2 separate regions of the Homo sapiens genome follow, and region 1 is linked to region 2. The links are chromatin loops, found by intact Hi-C in ENCODE. Cell type or tissue: PC-3. All regions are shown on one strand.

Region 1 (8,000 bases), 62 kb before region 2:
TACCATTGTAACAAATCAGCAGTGCATAGCTGGAGGTTTCAGAAGAGAGATCTGTTATAAACTCAGGCACCTGTGTTTCTCCTAAATTAGAAATTACAGTCCTGGATGAATCACTAACATTTACTTCAAATCCACTTCCAGAGCCCATCCCAATTACATGCCTCTACATGGAATGGTTACATTGTGGTGATGGAGGCCTTTTCCTGGGTCTGTGTTCCATCAGTTTTGAGGAGAGCATCCAAAATATTTCTGTCGTTCCACACCTCACCTGCATGGGCGGAGTGAGAATCTGATATTGTGGGCATATGTGTACTCCTGCCGCGCACACCTGCACCTGCAGAGATCCCACCTCATTTATATGGGTGAATGAAACCCAGGGCAGTTTGTGTCTATTATTTCACTATCATGGAGATTGGCACTGTAACTTAAAAACCTTGGCACTCTCAAGTGTGAATAGATTCATGTAACATTAGTCAGTCTCCTTTTTGTTTATAAATCATGATAGTATCTATTTCAATCTCTTCCACTTGCATACTGCCAAGACTTATTCAACTGATACGCGTTAGTCAGGCCGAGTACTAAATGAATTAACATTGTAGTAACTTTAGGACATTCAATGCGGTGTGTTTTATTTTAGATAAACAAACTTGCCTATAAACATCCCAAAGTTAAAACATGTTTTTAAAACTAAAATTTGCTAATTAGATGCTCTTTTGTCTGTAGGTAATTTCTTCTGAGTAAATATGCATTCATTGTATTTGAAAATATATGGGGTTGAAAATATTCATTCTCAGGTCCCCTTTTTGTTGGTTTTATCAGTACTTTATTTCATAGAGAAAAGAGATTTATATCTAGTTGCTTGTGTCTCAAATTTGGGGTGTCAAGTAACTTATTTATATTTTTAGCTGTGCCCTGAGTCTTCACTGTTGATGGCTGTTTGATAAATAACATCAAGAAGACCCATCCCTACTCTGCTGTCTTAAAGTATGTATGCAAAGGTGATTCCACAAGCTAGTAAGACTAGTAGATGTTCTTATGTGGCTCAGTAGGGGTTCTCATTTCTCAAAAACAAATTTTTAGAATGTGGTTACCATGTTTTGATGTTTAGAATACGATGTAAAGAGCTTTAATAGACTAACTTCCAGCATTCGGCTTGACATAAAATCACAGTAGTTCAAAGAACCTTCAAATCACGCTGTTGAACTATATTGTAATAAAAAAGGTGTCACAGTTGGGACCTGAGATTTTTCTGTGAGGGACCATGTCTTCCTGACCACACTGGTTTCAGCACAGAGTGGGGCTATTATTAACCAATCAACATAATTCTGATTCAGCCCCCACCGTCAGAAGAGGGGAAGCCTAGGCCAGGAGCAGCAACGGTGGCATATACCTGTAATCCCAGCACCTTGGGAGGCTGAGGCAGGAGGTTCACTTGAGCCCCAGGAGTTTAAGGCAGGCCTGGGAAACATGGTAAGACCATGTTTCTACCAAAAAAAAAAAAATTATAAGTTATCCAGGTGTGGTGGCACATGCCTGAAGTCCTAGCTACTCAGGTGGCTGAGGTGGAAGGATCATTTGAGCCCAGGAGTTCTAGGCTGCAGTGAGCTACGATGGTACCCCTCACTCCAGCCTGGATGACAGAGCAAGACCCCATTTCTTTAAAAAAAAAATAGGGAAACCTAACCCAACTCTAATTCTTCCTCATGGGTCCCAGAATGCCCTAAGCTGGGTTGCTTGTCATCCTAATATTATTCTCACAATCACCAGTCAATAGTCTTCTCTTTTTCCACTCTTGAAATGAATGTCTTAGATTTCTGCTTTCACAACCTGCATTTCTTCTCCCCTGGGAGAGCCTTCTTCTGTTTCTGGCCTGGGTTGTTTGTATACCCAGACCTTGCTCCCTAGATGCCCCCGCCCCTCCCTTCTCACTGTTGTTTTGTCAAGATACTCTTTGGCTGCTAATATTGGCTCTGTGATGTAGAGCCCAATCTGGACATTGTCTTTATAGGTCTTATTTTGGGATATTCATCAATTTGTTCAACAAATATTTATTGAGACACTACTATGAGCAAGCCATTGTTCTAGGGGTCTAAATATTCAGCATAGAAAAGAAAAGCATGAAACCTGTTTCATGGATATTACGTTCTCGTAGGAAGTAAGCAATAAGTAAATAAACACACCGTTATGATTTAGGTAATAATAAATATTTTGAATAAAACTAAAGCAATAGAGACTATCTGGTGTGGGAGAGTAAAAGTGGGAAATTATTTTGGATAAGGTGAATCAGGAAAGGCCTCTATAAGGACGTAACATTTAAGCAGAAACTTGGATGAAATGAGGAAGGAAGCCAGGTGCATATCTAGGGCAGAGCCTGCCAGACAGCAGGGAAAGCCAGTGCAGAGGCCCAGAGGCTGTGGTAGGTTTGGTTTGCTAGAGAAACAGCAAGAAGGTCACAGTAGCTGGAGCAGAAAGGGGGAGACAGAGCAGGAGGAGATGGAGTTGGTGAGGAAGGAGAGCACTTTGTGTAGGCTTTTGTTCCCTTGGCAGAATTTCAGCCTTATTTGGAGAACAGTGGAAATCGGCCAGAGGATTCTGAAGAGTGGAATAATGTGGTCTTCATAGAGCCAGTTGTGGCTTGAAGCCTTCTGTCACTTCTCATTATAACCATCCATTCTACCATTATTTCTTCCAGTATGATCCAATAATCCTTTTAGTGAAGGGAGGATAAAAAATCCTTTATACTTATTTTGTTACAATAGCACATAAGGAGCATCCCCTTACACTCCAATGTTTTGCAGCAATTTTTACATACAGTCCTACCTGTTATAGGCCCTCTCCCTAAGTCCTTGGGTCAGAGGTTGTGAGATTTTGGAAAAAAAGAGTAACAGATATTCTTCTGTTCTCAAAATTCTCCTTTTAATCTCACTAGTTGTTTATTGTCCCTGGAATAATGTTTCCCAGTGAGTCCCCTTCTGTTTCCAGGGTCAGGGTTCTCCTCACCCATGCTGTTCCCTGGCAACCTTTCCGAAAAAATTCTTGGGCAGGCCCATCCTTCTTGTCTTCGAGATAGAGGAGCTTATGCCAAGACTCTGGCATCCTTTCATAATACATGTTCAGTGTCAACCCTATTTGCTGTGGCCTTGGAAAAGTCTTGGTCTCTGGATTGGTGAGTCTTGACATCAGTTTATTATTGGCACCTAGGGATTCTCCTGTATCCTCTACGTGACTCCCTCCAACATTTCAAAAGACAGTATTCTGAAATGTCTTGGAGAATAAACCAAATTGTCAAATTGTCTTTCTTTGGAGATTTTACCTTCAGTTTCTTACCTTCAAGTCTTCAAAGAAGATGAAGATTTTGGAGCAATATGATACTTTACATATTATTATACTTTTATTTAATATCTGTTTTTCACCCAGTCATTGTTCATTAAGCAAGTATTTATTAAAGTGACTCTGTACTGAGGAATGTGGTGAAGAATGAGGTGCAAATGTAAGCTGAGAAGTCAGGGATGAGAGCGTGTCTGCGAATGTAAGCTGAGAAGTCAGAGACGAGAGAGTGCCTGATAAACACATGGACTCATCCAGGTTAATTGCACCACTGAGGATCTGTGCCCATCTGTAGTTTTTGCTGTTATTGTATTGCTTTTGCAAAGAAAAACCTGTTGATAATGACTTAGGCAATAAAACCTTCTACCACTCTGTAGAAATACAAAGAATAAAATGGTTCTCATATTTGATCAGCAGCATCTTTAGGTATGATTAATCCGTCAGCCTGAAGAGTTAAGATAGAAAGTGATGCTTTTGCTTTTTACAAGGAGACCAACATGCCATTCTACTAAGGTGCTCAAATGTTTTCTGTTTTTCCAAAGAAAGGTTTTCTGCTAAACAGATCCCTGACTTAGCTCTACTCTCCAACAGTTTTCAATTTTATAACTTTCTACTTGTTCTTCCTTGAGGGTATTTTTTTATACAAATGTTTGATATGTGTGTTCCATTATCAATAGCCTTTTCGTTGTTCAAGGAGTTAGTTCCTTCTCCAGTTTTTATATCATTTCAAAGTTTCCCTCTTTTCCTTTGTTTATAAAGTAAAGAATATCCAAGTAAATCTTATTTTCTTCTCCATAATGCTATCCTCTGCTATAGTGCATACTGAATTCTGCTTCTGCACAAACAGAATATAATAATATATCCCTGCCTTCCCTCCGCATTAAATAAGTGGATATTGTGACCACGGATACTGGTCATAATTTAATTTGAAAAATACTAATTGTTCAAACTTACTTGAAATAACACAACCAACAATCCTGCATTTTCTTTAATGATCAGGCCTTTGCATTAGAGAGAATGAGACACTCCAGAGGGGAGACTTGCCTGGACCTGCGTGGAGCTGCTCTGGCAGTATAGGGAAGATACCCCTGCTACAGGCAGTTCATTGCTACCGCCTTCATCAGACAACACATGGACGGCAAGATCTTAAAAACATGTTTTTACTGTTTTGAACTAATTTCATTCTGGAAAACTCTTATTGCTGCTTTAAATTTTTTTTTTTAATTGTCCTATGACTGCTTTGAAATTGCTCCTTTCTGGTCCTCTCCCTTCTGCTTTCATCACTTGCTCATGGCTTTAGGGACATTTACATTTTGGACAATTATTTAATTCCATTTTCAAATCAGGTTTCTGAGTGCTGCATTTTTACTCCATTGTTATGTTTTGTTTTGTTTTGTTTTAACCTGTTGCCAGAGGTGCCACATGGGACTGGAACACACCTTCTGCCAGACACAATCCTGAATTCATTAACTTGCCATTTCCTTTGCTCTTGATGGGACCTGACAGACAAGCACCTCCATTAAAGGAATATTTACCCAACACCAACATCTGCCAAGAAAAACAGAAGGAAACACAGAAAGGCAAAGAAGTGGGTGGGGGGACGCATGTGTTTAGAGATTGGAAGAGCTTTTAATGAAAGTTATTGTTTGGGAGTCTGGAATCATGATTCCTGCTTTTGCCAGAAGTGTCTCGTCAGCGACCTAAGATCGAATATCTGAGCTAAGGGGAAAACCTTGAACTCCTCAATTCCGAGACAACATGGCTTAAAATCAGGACAGACTTCTGACAGGGAAATTAACATTGTGATCTCAGCGGGAGTCTCTGTAGGGTGGTAGCCCACTGGACTACAACATAATCTCTGGTAATTAAACACATTTGGCCTCTTTCGTGTGTGGGAGAAGTCACGGATGAGCAAATCGGAGGATTTGATTTTATGCTGGAAGGAGGGTGGTCTTGCTAAGTCGGGGTCAGCTATCGGGCAAGAAGGCCAGGGCAGAGCCTGTAGTTTGGCTGACTGACATAACCCCTGGGTAATCAGAAAACTGAAATCATGCCTTGACATTCTCATCATCTCACAGTCCCAGAATACGCAGGGAGAGGGGAATGAAGGTGCAGTTATCAGCCTGGGCTTATGTACAGCAGAGGCCAGCCTCGTTTCTCTCTACCCACTGGGTTTCTTCCCAGTGGCTCCTTCTGCCGCAAAACCAACAAACAAAATACAGACAATTTTTCTCTTTCTCCTTGTCTCTAACACTCTGAAAGAAAAAAAGACTTTCAGTGAGTGAGGGAAAGTACAGAAAGTAAGAGTGATATCTTTCTTTCATTCCATTCTATAACATAGATGATGTGACCTTGGCTTCACCTTTCCGAATAATCCACAGTCAGCCATGGGAATAAGAAGCAAGTTATATGAGTCACACCTTTTAGAAACATTGTGTGTCACAGCTAATTGTTGTCCTCTGTCATGAAGAACTATCCAGAGGCCTCAACTCAGGAAAATTTCCGTTTGGGCCAGGACTAACTACAATTCCTCTACTGTCTTTCCAGAACCCCTTGTCCTCCACACTCTTCTGCAGGGACCAGGAGAGCCAGTGAGGAGGGTCACTGGACTGCTGGAGACTCAAAGCTCAGAGGAAGAGAACCAATAGAAGGGCTCATCACAGAAGCCTGAGCCTCTCTTTCTTCTCCCCTATGATTTAGGCTCCTATACACAATGGTGTTCTAAGCCCGATAATGTTGAGGGCTTCTCCCCTGGGTCTTAGACCTTGTTTCACAAGACCCTAACTCTCCATGCTGTACAACTGCAATTCCCTGGAATGTTAAGTGGTATCTCATGAACAAGCGTTTCATAGTCAAACAAGTCCTTCTTCACTGAAGGACTTTTCTAAATCTTTGTGATGCTAACATGCAATGCAAAACTGAATTCCTCAGTAGGTAGCATTTCCAGAATATATTTGACCATGAAATAGTACTGTCATGATAACCCCAAATCTGCCAGGACTAGAGCTATGAGAAACATGTATAAGAAAGCAATTATGAGAACTCCTGTCTGCTCTCTAAAAATACAATATTATGATCAGAGGAAGTTATAGCTCTGTTGGATTTGAACAATTACAGTGAATGTGAACTATTACAGCCAGATCTTCACATTTTAGTTCAAAGGATATGCTCTGAATTCCCTGACTATATGTGGTCCCTTAATTATATACTCTGTTGGCATGGCTGAATAATATAGTTTGCTATCTATTGATATACAGTATATACCTGAAGCATGCTAATTGTTTAATTAATGTCATGACTTGCATCAGAGCTCTGTCCTCAATCTTTTTCTTTTCAGTGTTTTCATCAGTGGCTTTAATGAAGTGGTAGAATGCATGATTACCAGATATACTGAGGACCCAAAACCAAGGCAGATAAAAATTTTGTTGGATGACTGATATGGTTTGGCTGTGTCCCCGCCCAAACCTCACCTTGAACTGTAATAAACCCCACTTGTCAAGGGCAGGGCCAGGTGGAGATAATTGAATCATGGGGTCAGTTTCCCCCATACTGTTCTCATGGTAGTGAATAATTCTCACAAGATCTGATGGTTTTATAAATGGGAGTTCCTCTACACAAGCTATCTCCTGCCTGCCGCCATGTAAAGCATCTCTTTGCGCTTCCTTCATGTTCCGCCATGATTGTGAGGCTTCCCCAGCCATATGGAACTGAGTCCATTAAACCTCTTTCCTTTATAAATTACCCATTCTCAGGTATGACTTTATTAGCAGCATGAGAATGGACTAATACAATGACAAAGTGTGGTCTCAACAGACATTGGAGACTGATAGATCAAATCCATTAAGCTAAAATATAGTAAGGGGAAATTTAAAGTCCTTTCCTAAAGCCCTCAAGCTATAAGCTGAAGATGAAGAAGATATGACCAACTAGCTCATATGAAAAATATTGAGTGTCTTTAATTGACTACAAGTTCAATATGGGATAATGACGAAGGGCTTGAAGCCACATGAAGGTTAGAGAAAGTGTGTGAAATACACAGTTTGAGGTAAGTTGAAGACCATTTGCATAATGTTTAAAAATCTGTAAAAAGGAGCACAGACTTGAGTGAGGTTATGTCCATAAACACCCCATCCCCTGTGAGTGAGCAAGCGAGTATGTGCAAGAATGTGAATGGGTGTCACACCCTACACTCCCCTGTGCAATAAGTGCAGCATGACTCACTGGAATTGTAATTCAGAAATTGTTATATGTTTAAAAAATATTCATAACATTATCTTCCAAATTCTTATAATTCTGGTTCATGGACAAGTCCCAACACTGTCCTTGGCTAACTATGCCTCTGTAACTGGTCCTTACCATTCTGTTTCTATGGGCAAGATGTTTACTAAGATCTTACAGCTGCGTTTGTATGACTGTCACTTCTTCCTGGCTTGCATTTGTGTGTGTGTGTGTTTGTGTGTACATTAAAGTTGGTGTTTCACTGGAATTATAGTTAGATTATACTCACAAGCGAAAGCAATCATTTTGTCTCCGCCTTCATCAGCATTACTCGTTGGAGAACTAAAATGCTAGTAATGATAAAAATGAACATTCGTGGAGTGCTTAGGATGTGCTAAGCATTGTTGTAATTGTTTAACATAGATTATGTCATTTAATTTTCACAAGAACAGTAT
Region 2 (8,000 bases):
AGAGGAAAGGCCCCCTTCTAAGACTCGAGGCACCTTCCTGTTTGCTTGGCTGCATTTTCACAATCTTTCTGAAAAATCAACGGTCTCCCTTTCAGCCTCCCTGGGGGAAGGCTCCAGCAGTCCATGGGAGTACTGTGTACAAGGTCTGTGAAATGAAAAAATTCACAAGAAAACAGCTTTGGCCCAAGCTGCTTTCTGTTAACCTTGGGTATGCTCTTCTGATTTGAAAGTCGGAAAAAAGAAATGCCATATTGTTTCCTCTCAACTTCTCTTACCTTGCTTGGCATAGAGTCGGCTAGTTTAGACCACCTATCATGCAGACCTGCCTCGGAAGAAAAGGCTCTCTGATGACAAGAAAATCCAGAAATTTGTGAAGCAAGAATGCTCTTTAATGGAAATACAAAGGATACTTTATAATTTACAAACTTCTTTATTCTACCTGGTCCCTTATTTCAATCTAATTGGCAATATCTCTGTTCCAAATTTTAGATCTTGAGCTCAGAGTTAACAGTTATTTTCTGTATGATTCTAAAAGGGTGAACTCTTTAAATGATTATTGCTTTTCTAGCTCAGGTCCTGGATGTTATAAGCTGTGTGCCCAGAGACTCTTCAAGGTTATTCTGGTGTTCTATGCTATTCAAGCTTCCATATCCAGAAAACTATCTAACCATGTTATGATAAAGCAGTGCCAAGAATGAACAGAAATTGTTCTCTGGCTTGTCTAAATGTGTATAAGCCATGCATAGAGATAGTTCCTCTTGTCACTGTCACTTATATCTCCATTTAAACAATTTTCCTTATTCTGTGCCTCTGATGATTGAGAAGTTTAAGTTTTCTGTGCTTAATCTATTTCAAATTTCAAGATAGAGTACCCAATTCTTTCAGGCTCATTTTCATCTGAGAAGTTTCTATTTCATTTCATAAAGGCATGTGTTTGCCATTTAGCCGATTTCACTTGGCCCAGAGCACCACCGAAGTCCTCCTGGTGATGCAATGTCACAAAGCATGAGTCCAAACCTAGTTGTGTCAGACGACATAGGAGGGTTCGGTTCAGACTTGCTGACTGCACTTACTGAGAAAAACCCACATAGGCATTTTCCAGAAATACTGACAATTAGCTTAAATTGAACAGAGGATAAGGCTAAGCTCTCCGAGTATTACATATCCATTTCCTTGGTTAGTCAATTAAATAATTAATAGAGTGGTGCAGACGCGGTTGCCTCGACTCTTAGTAGCCCACGTCTTAAAGGCCTTCCCACCTACAGTTATTTAGCCATGATGATGGCTCATGCAGTAGTTGAAATCTAGCCAAAAAGACTTACTCTACATACCACCCAAGCAGAGTCCCAGAATCCAGGCCATGGGTGGAACTCCAGAACATGAACTTCCGAGGGTGGGGTTTTCTGAGATAAAAGCAGCAGAGACTGGTGTTGGCAATTTAATGTCATTAGAACCAAACCACAGAGACAGACATTGCTGCCTACTTCTCTCCCACTGGGGTGGAAAATTGCTGTCAGGCCTATAGGTTGGTGGGTATTTAATTGACTTCTGACTGAACTAGTCAAACCTGAGCCAGTAGGAGTGTCTGCTCTACTCCCAGGATTTGGCTTGTGGTCTTGTTCCTGACTTTTGAAATTCATAACATTAAACCACTTGGGGCTGGGGGGACATGATTCCTTGAAAAGCCTACCAGCTAATCTAGCAAGACCCATACAGATTTCCTGCCAAAAGACCTCAAGCATCTAAAGCCAATGCTGGAGTGAGTGAAAATAAAAATTACAATATCGGTGGGACCTAGTTACTTAATGATAAGTACACATAAGGAAAAAATGTGAATGGATCTATTTGCATTACCATCAACCACTCACTTGGCAAACCTGAGTCCATTGCTTGCCTACTCTATGCTGTTGTACTTCAGTCTCTACATTGAAAACAATGATTTCTACTCAAAGGAGTGCCAAATGGTTAAGCAGACCAAGAACCTCCAAGTGAAAAGACTGAATTTGATTGGTCACCTTGACGATGTGCTTTCCGTTAGCGCTCTGGTCTTAAAAGCATAGTACTGAACCTGATATTCAGCATCCCATTATTGTCAATTTTTTTCCTTTGTTCCTGATTGTACACAACAGGGAAGCAGGTGACTAGTTCTTGCGTTTACCTGATTTTGTCCTGAAGGACATTACCCTCTCTTGATTTCTTCTGATGAAGATAAGTATCCTGTTGAAGATCATTCCAGAGTTGGAGTGACTTACTTTTTAATGAAATAATTCTTGTTTAAACTTTAGCAGGATTTTTCATTGAGGAGACCCTGTTTAAAGCTCCACTTTAGTTTCCAAACAACTTTCTAGCAAGATAAACCTTCTGAATTCATTATTCTAAAGCTCAAGTACTTATGACCAATCTAACACCACATTCTGTCATGCTTTTTGGTACATTTTGGAAGGCTCAGACTTCATCCAAAAAATCTCATCTTGCTGAGATAGGAAATTCTGCCCTTCACAGTTTATTCCACTGTATTCAACATTTCCCCATCTCTCTGTATTTTAAGCTGTTAATGTATCAGGCAGGGAAACATAGTATCCAGCAGGGAAAAGTTGTAGCAAGCTGAGAACCCATTTTGGCTGAGAGCAAACTGAAACCTCCTTGATCACCCTGGTGGGCCTTCCTCTGCATTGGGGTGAAAAGCCAAGACACCCACTTTGAGGGATATCCCGAGGCTCCATCAGTGAACAAGTCAGGTCCTTGCTCTGGCTAAGGCCTCGGCTCCTAGATCAAAGTCGAAGATAGAGGGCAGTGAGCAAACAGGGCATAATGCAAATGCAGTGCTCTAGGTCAGAAGTGCAGGTAGATTGACTGAATTATGTGTGGGCTCAGGACATGAGAAGCCACGTGTGGGCGGCCTGGCCTCAGGGGTACATAAAGAACTGTGTGGCAAGATCCTTATATGACCCCTGCCCAAAGTTGACTCAATCTGTTCCAACCAAATGTTATTCATCCTTCATTTGTAGGAGTGACATAGTTACTCACAAACTCCCAAAGGCCTGGAGTTAATCAAACTTCAGAAAGAGACCGAAAAAAGAAAGTGTTTAAGTAATACCTGGTGATTGTCAATAAAACTTACAGTGGGGAGCCCTCCAGTGGCAACTGGAAAAATTGAACTCTGATCAGTTTGGGCACCAGTTAGTCTCTTAGAAAAGGTACAACCAACATCACAGAATTACCTATTAATAATACCCAATCATGAGATAGCATCTAAGCTTAAGCTGGAAAGTATCCCGAAAAGTGGGAAAGGGAATCTTTCTATCCTGAGACTTTGAGTCACAACCAAGGATAGAAAGTTGGTGTTGCTGTTGGACTTCTGGGTTGGTTCTGGCTCTGACACTTGCAAGGCAAGGTACGAAACCTTGGACCCTTCCTGCCCACTCTGTCCTCTCAGTTCCCTTCTCTGTTCCTCTGCTGCAGCACTGTCATGAGGATGTAATGAGATATGGGAGCTGGCCAACTCACACACAGAATGTGTCCTAAGAATGCTAGTTCCATCCACCTTTCCTAAGATCATAATTTTTAGTTGTACCATGCTTTGGACCTTACAAAAAACAGAATTGAGTTGTTGTTTACTTTTGTAATTAAATGTTGTATTCCAGTTTGTTCCATGACTGAGTTTTGCACTTCTTTGAATTCACTAACTGATGTCTACTTATTTACATGGTTAACACTGGTAAATATTGATTATATTCAGCTAGTTTTTAAACAAGTATTTCCTTAGGGTCTAATGTTTCTCAGATACTTTGATTGGAATTCACTTGCATCCTGAGCAAAAAGATTAAGAGTTTCTCTCTCTTTCTCTCCCCACTCAACTCCCCATTTAACAAAAATAAATAAATAAACAAAAATAAAAATAAAAATAATAACATTACCTATCTCACCTAGGGAGATCTGGCCTAAGATAATAATTCCACACTCTTTATAAGAACCAGTGGACATTAAAGAACTAAAATTAACCTTCTGCTATGAATGCTGAAATGTTTCTACTCATGAAAACTCCCTTGCTTCATATTTATCACTAGATACTATGAGGAGCTGTTATGAGTTTTTTAAGCTCAAAATTATGTTTCAAATATTTCCATTTCTTAAGTCTTTTCTATTGTTTCCTAGCAGTGGTGAGATAAGATGAGGACACTCTGAGAATACCAATGAGTAGAAATAGGGCACACACAACTATCTTGATAAAAGGTCAACGGAATAGGTAAAAGCAGTGAAAAGATATGAAGAGGAAAGAAAGATATAAAGTAGCAAGATGGAAAACACAAAGCAGTTCTGAAGGTTACTGCCCAATCCCTGCATATTAAGCATTTGATGCTAGAGACCTTGAGTTGAACTCATTGGGTGAGTATCAGGCCTGGCATAGCATGAAACAGATCCAAGTTCAGAGGCTGTAGGATGAAAAAGAAGAAAAGATACAAGCAATTGTGGCTAGAATGCTATGGGGTCCAGAACGTCTTCATATGTATTATTGAAAAGTGGCAGATTGTATTTTCCAACGATGGTCATGGCACTATCACCCATCTCGACTAATCTTCTACAATATGACCTTGTCATCTCCCAATAAGAGGTGGAGTCAAAGCCGGGCTCACGCCTGTAATTCCAGCACTTTGGGAGGCCGAGGTGGGCAGATCACGAGGTCAGGAAATCGAGACCATCTTGGCCAACATGGTGAAACCCCGTCTTTACTAAAATAATACAAAAAGCTAGCTGGGTGTGGTGGCACGTGCCTATAGTCCCAGCTACTCAGGAGGCTGAGGCAGGAGAATCGCTTGAACCCGGGAGGCGGATGTTGCAGTGAGCTGAGATCGCACCACTGCACTCCAGCCTGGTGACAGAGTGAGACTGTCTCAAAAAAAAAAAAAAAAAGAGGTGGAGTCAAAAATTCCCCTCCCATTGAATCTGGATGGGCTTATGACCACTTCTAGTAATACAGTACATTAAAAGTGACATGGTGAACATCCAAGGCCAGGTCATAAAAGGGAATGCAGCTTCCACCTTGTTTGCTAGAACTCTTGCACTGGGAGCCCTTAAACTTCCATGTGGGAAATCTGATCACCCTGACACTGCCATACTGGAGAGGCTGCCTGTCAGTGCTCTGATGAACTGCAGCCATGTGAGTGACCCATTTTGGACAACAAGACAATTGAGCTTTCAGATAATTGCAGCTCCAACCAACATCTGACAACATCCGCATGAGTGACCCTCAGTGAGAACTACCTAGAAAAACCCTGCCTGCTTATGAGTCAGAGCATGTGGTGTTTGGTTTTCTGTTCCTGTGTTAGTTTGCTGAGAATGATGGCTTCCAGCTTTATCCACGTCCCTGCAAAGGACATGATCTTATTCTTTTTTATGGCTGCATAGTATTCCATGATGTATATGTGCCACATTTTCTTTATCCAGTCTATCATTGTTGGGCATTTTGGTTGCTTCCAAGTCTTTTCAGTTGAACAATGAGAACACATAGACAAAGGGAAGGAAACAACACACACCAGGACACAGGGAGGGGAACAACCCAGGAGATGGAGGGCAAGAGGAGGGAGAGCATTAGGACAAATACCTAATGAATATGGGGCTTAAAACTTAGATGACAGGTTGATAGGTGCAGCAAGCCACCATGGCACATGTATATCTATGTAACAAAGCTGCACATGTATCCTGGAATTTAAAATAAAATTAAAAAATTATAAACAACAACAACAACAAAAAGAAAAATCCTGCCTAAATTCCTGGCCCACAAATCAGGAGCAGAATAAAATGGTTGTTTTAAACTGCTAAGTTTTGGGAAACTTGTTATGCTGCAATAGTATTCATTATAATATGTGAAGCTGGTGAGCTATCATTCCCATTTTAAAGATGAGAGTGGGCTTGGATAGTGTTAAGTTCTCGAGATTTATACAAAGGTGCTTTGATATGTAAGTCCTGCTTAAATGACCTCCTGGACTACAAAGATCACTTGTGGGTGAGGACAGTGTGTGAGGAGGATCGTAGTATAGGGGTCAGGAGAAAAAGAGGGCTGTAATTCACATGACTAGAGAAGGCTCCAGATTAGGTGGTGACATTTGAGCTTGACTTTGAACAATAGGATGGATTTTGTTTTGAAGAATAAGTGTCATAAAGAAACACAGATGGAACTAGGAAGTGGTTTTTTTTTGTTTTTTTTTTTGTTTTGTTTTGTTTTGTTTTGTTTGTGACAGTGAAGTCTTTAGGCAACTGATTATCAGCCTCTCTGGTCATTCATTGCTTACTATCATCTAAAGTCAAGCTGACCATCAGCAGACCAGCTGAACAATTCCACAAGGAAGAGCAACAAGTCTTTGAAAATGCCCACAACTACCAAGGGATGCTCCCCTTGCAACATCTCCAAGTCTGAGATTTCTAGGGTTTTAAAAAAAGATCTGCAGTATGAATTCTTTGAAAAGTATTTGCAACTCTCCTTAGAACGCTCAAAAAAAAAGCTAAAAAATTCTCATTTCTATTTTATGTTTGGTATTTTATATGCTAAGTGCTTATTTACAATGTAGCATAAATCAAACTGGAATCAATGGCAAATATTATTTATATCCCAGGACTTGATATCTGAGATGTCCCAATTGTTGTTTTGGTTTTGGTTTTTAAGATAGTGGTTTTAAAATTCAAGGCAATCTCTGTTGCGTATGTGGCATTTTAACTTTGAAAAGTAATTACTTTTCTTTCCTTTTTCCTTCTCTCCCTTGAAAATTCCCACTTTACTAATTATCAGCTTATAGTGGTAACTTGATTCAGCTGATAGCAGCTGATAACTTGATCAGGATAATCAAGGAAGCATTTTATTTTAAAGTATCAAAAGAAACATTACAAAACAGCATTGTAAAATGCATGAAAAATAAGTGAAGATCACTAATGAAAAAAATTGTTTAGATACCATGACTTATAATGCCAGTGTTATAGCTGAAACTGCTCTTTTATATAATGACAGTAACTTGGAAGAAAATACATTTAACTGGGGAGGAAAAAAATCTAAATACAGCTGATATGTCTTGGAAAACACTACCCTAAGAGGCAAAGTTATCTGAAAATTCACCAACTGAAGCTATTCTGTTCAATTTGGTAGCTACTAGCCACATATGGTTATTTAAATTAATTTAAATTAAATAAAATTAAAAATTTAGTTTCTCCATTTCACTAGCCCACTTCAAGTACTGAATAGCCACAGGTAGCTATTGGTTACCATATTAGATAAGGTACGTATCAAATATTTCCATCTCCACAGAAAATTCTATTGGACAGCACTTCTCTAGAAATATAGCTATTTCCCTTGGTCAATCTTGAGGCAGAGTGTGGGAATGGTTTGAAATAGAAAGAATCTAATAATTCCTGAATTACAATGCACTATTTATTTGCTGTGGAGGGTGGGGCATGTAAATGCCACAAGAAAGTCCTTATTTTATATTAACTTTGGCAGAGGGGTTGATAAGTTTGAAGTGTGACTGTAATCTTTTATTTGTTTTGAAAATTTTCATCAATTTTTGGTTTGTGAATGAATATCCAAATAAACTGCTAAGTCAATAGGCCAGTTTTGAATTTGGAGGGCATTTAGAAATTATAATTTTATTTCACATATATGAGATGAGTATTTGTTCATAACTTCCCCTAAATCTGCCCAGAAAACAAGTAAAAAATTGAAAGACAGTAATTGTTTTTTTCTAAAATTAGCACTAATATTCAATATATAGACCCAGTTGTTTGCCTTCTTTTGCAGTTCACCTTTCTTCACCAATAAATTTTATTTATTCATTTATTAGGTTGGTGCTAACAAAACTGCCGTTTTTGCCATTATGGCAAAGATAATGGAGACTGACACAAAGATACTTTCCAAAGTATCTTTGTATCAATCTCCATTATGGCAAAACCCGCAATTAGTTCGCACCAACCTAATACTCACTCAATGAATGTTTGAAGAATTATTTGTAAGACTT

Evidence for each region. Peaks named below come from ENCODE experiments on the same cell type or tissue, not always from the same donor. Only the 100,000 strongest peaks of a DNase experiment are listed, where the experiment ranks them.
Region 1: it touches region 2 in a loop (2.6-fold over the local background); 3 of 110 quality-filtered maps call a loop at or near these places.

Annotation. Positions count from the first base shown.
Region 1 is chr12:28,933,886-28,941,885 of GRCh38, forward strand. No RefSeq gene overlaps it. Among named protein-coding and RNA genes, the nearest start is that of FAR2, 210 kb to the right of the region's middle. RefSeq lists an enhancer at 4,897-6,096. In PC-3, no CTCF peak of the experiment used is centred here; DNase peaks (open chromatin) are centred at 3,516 and 7,486.
Region 2 is chr12:28,995,893-29,003,892 of GRCh38, forward strand. No RefSeq gene overlaps it. Among named protein-coding and RNA genes, the nearest start is that of FAR2, 150 kb to the right of the region's middle. In PC-3, CTCF peaks have their summits at 3,134 (motif pointing left), 3,333 and 4,200; a DNase peak (open chromatin) is centred at 3,109.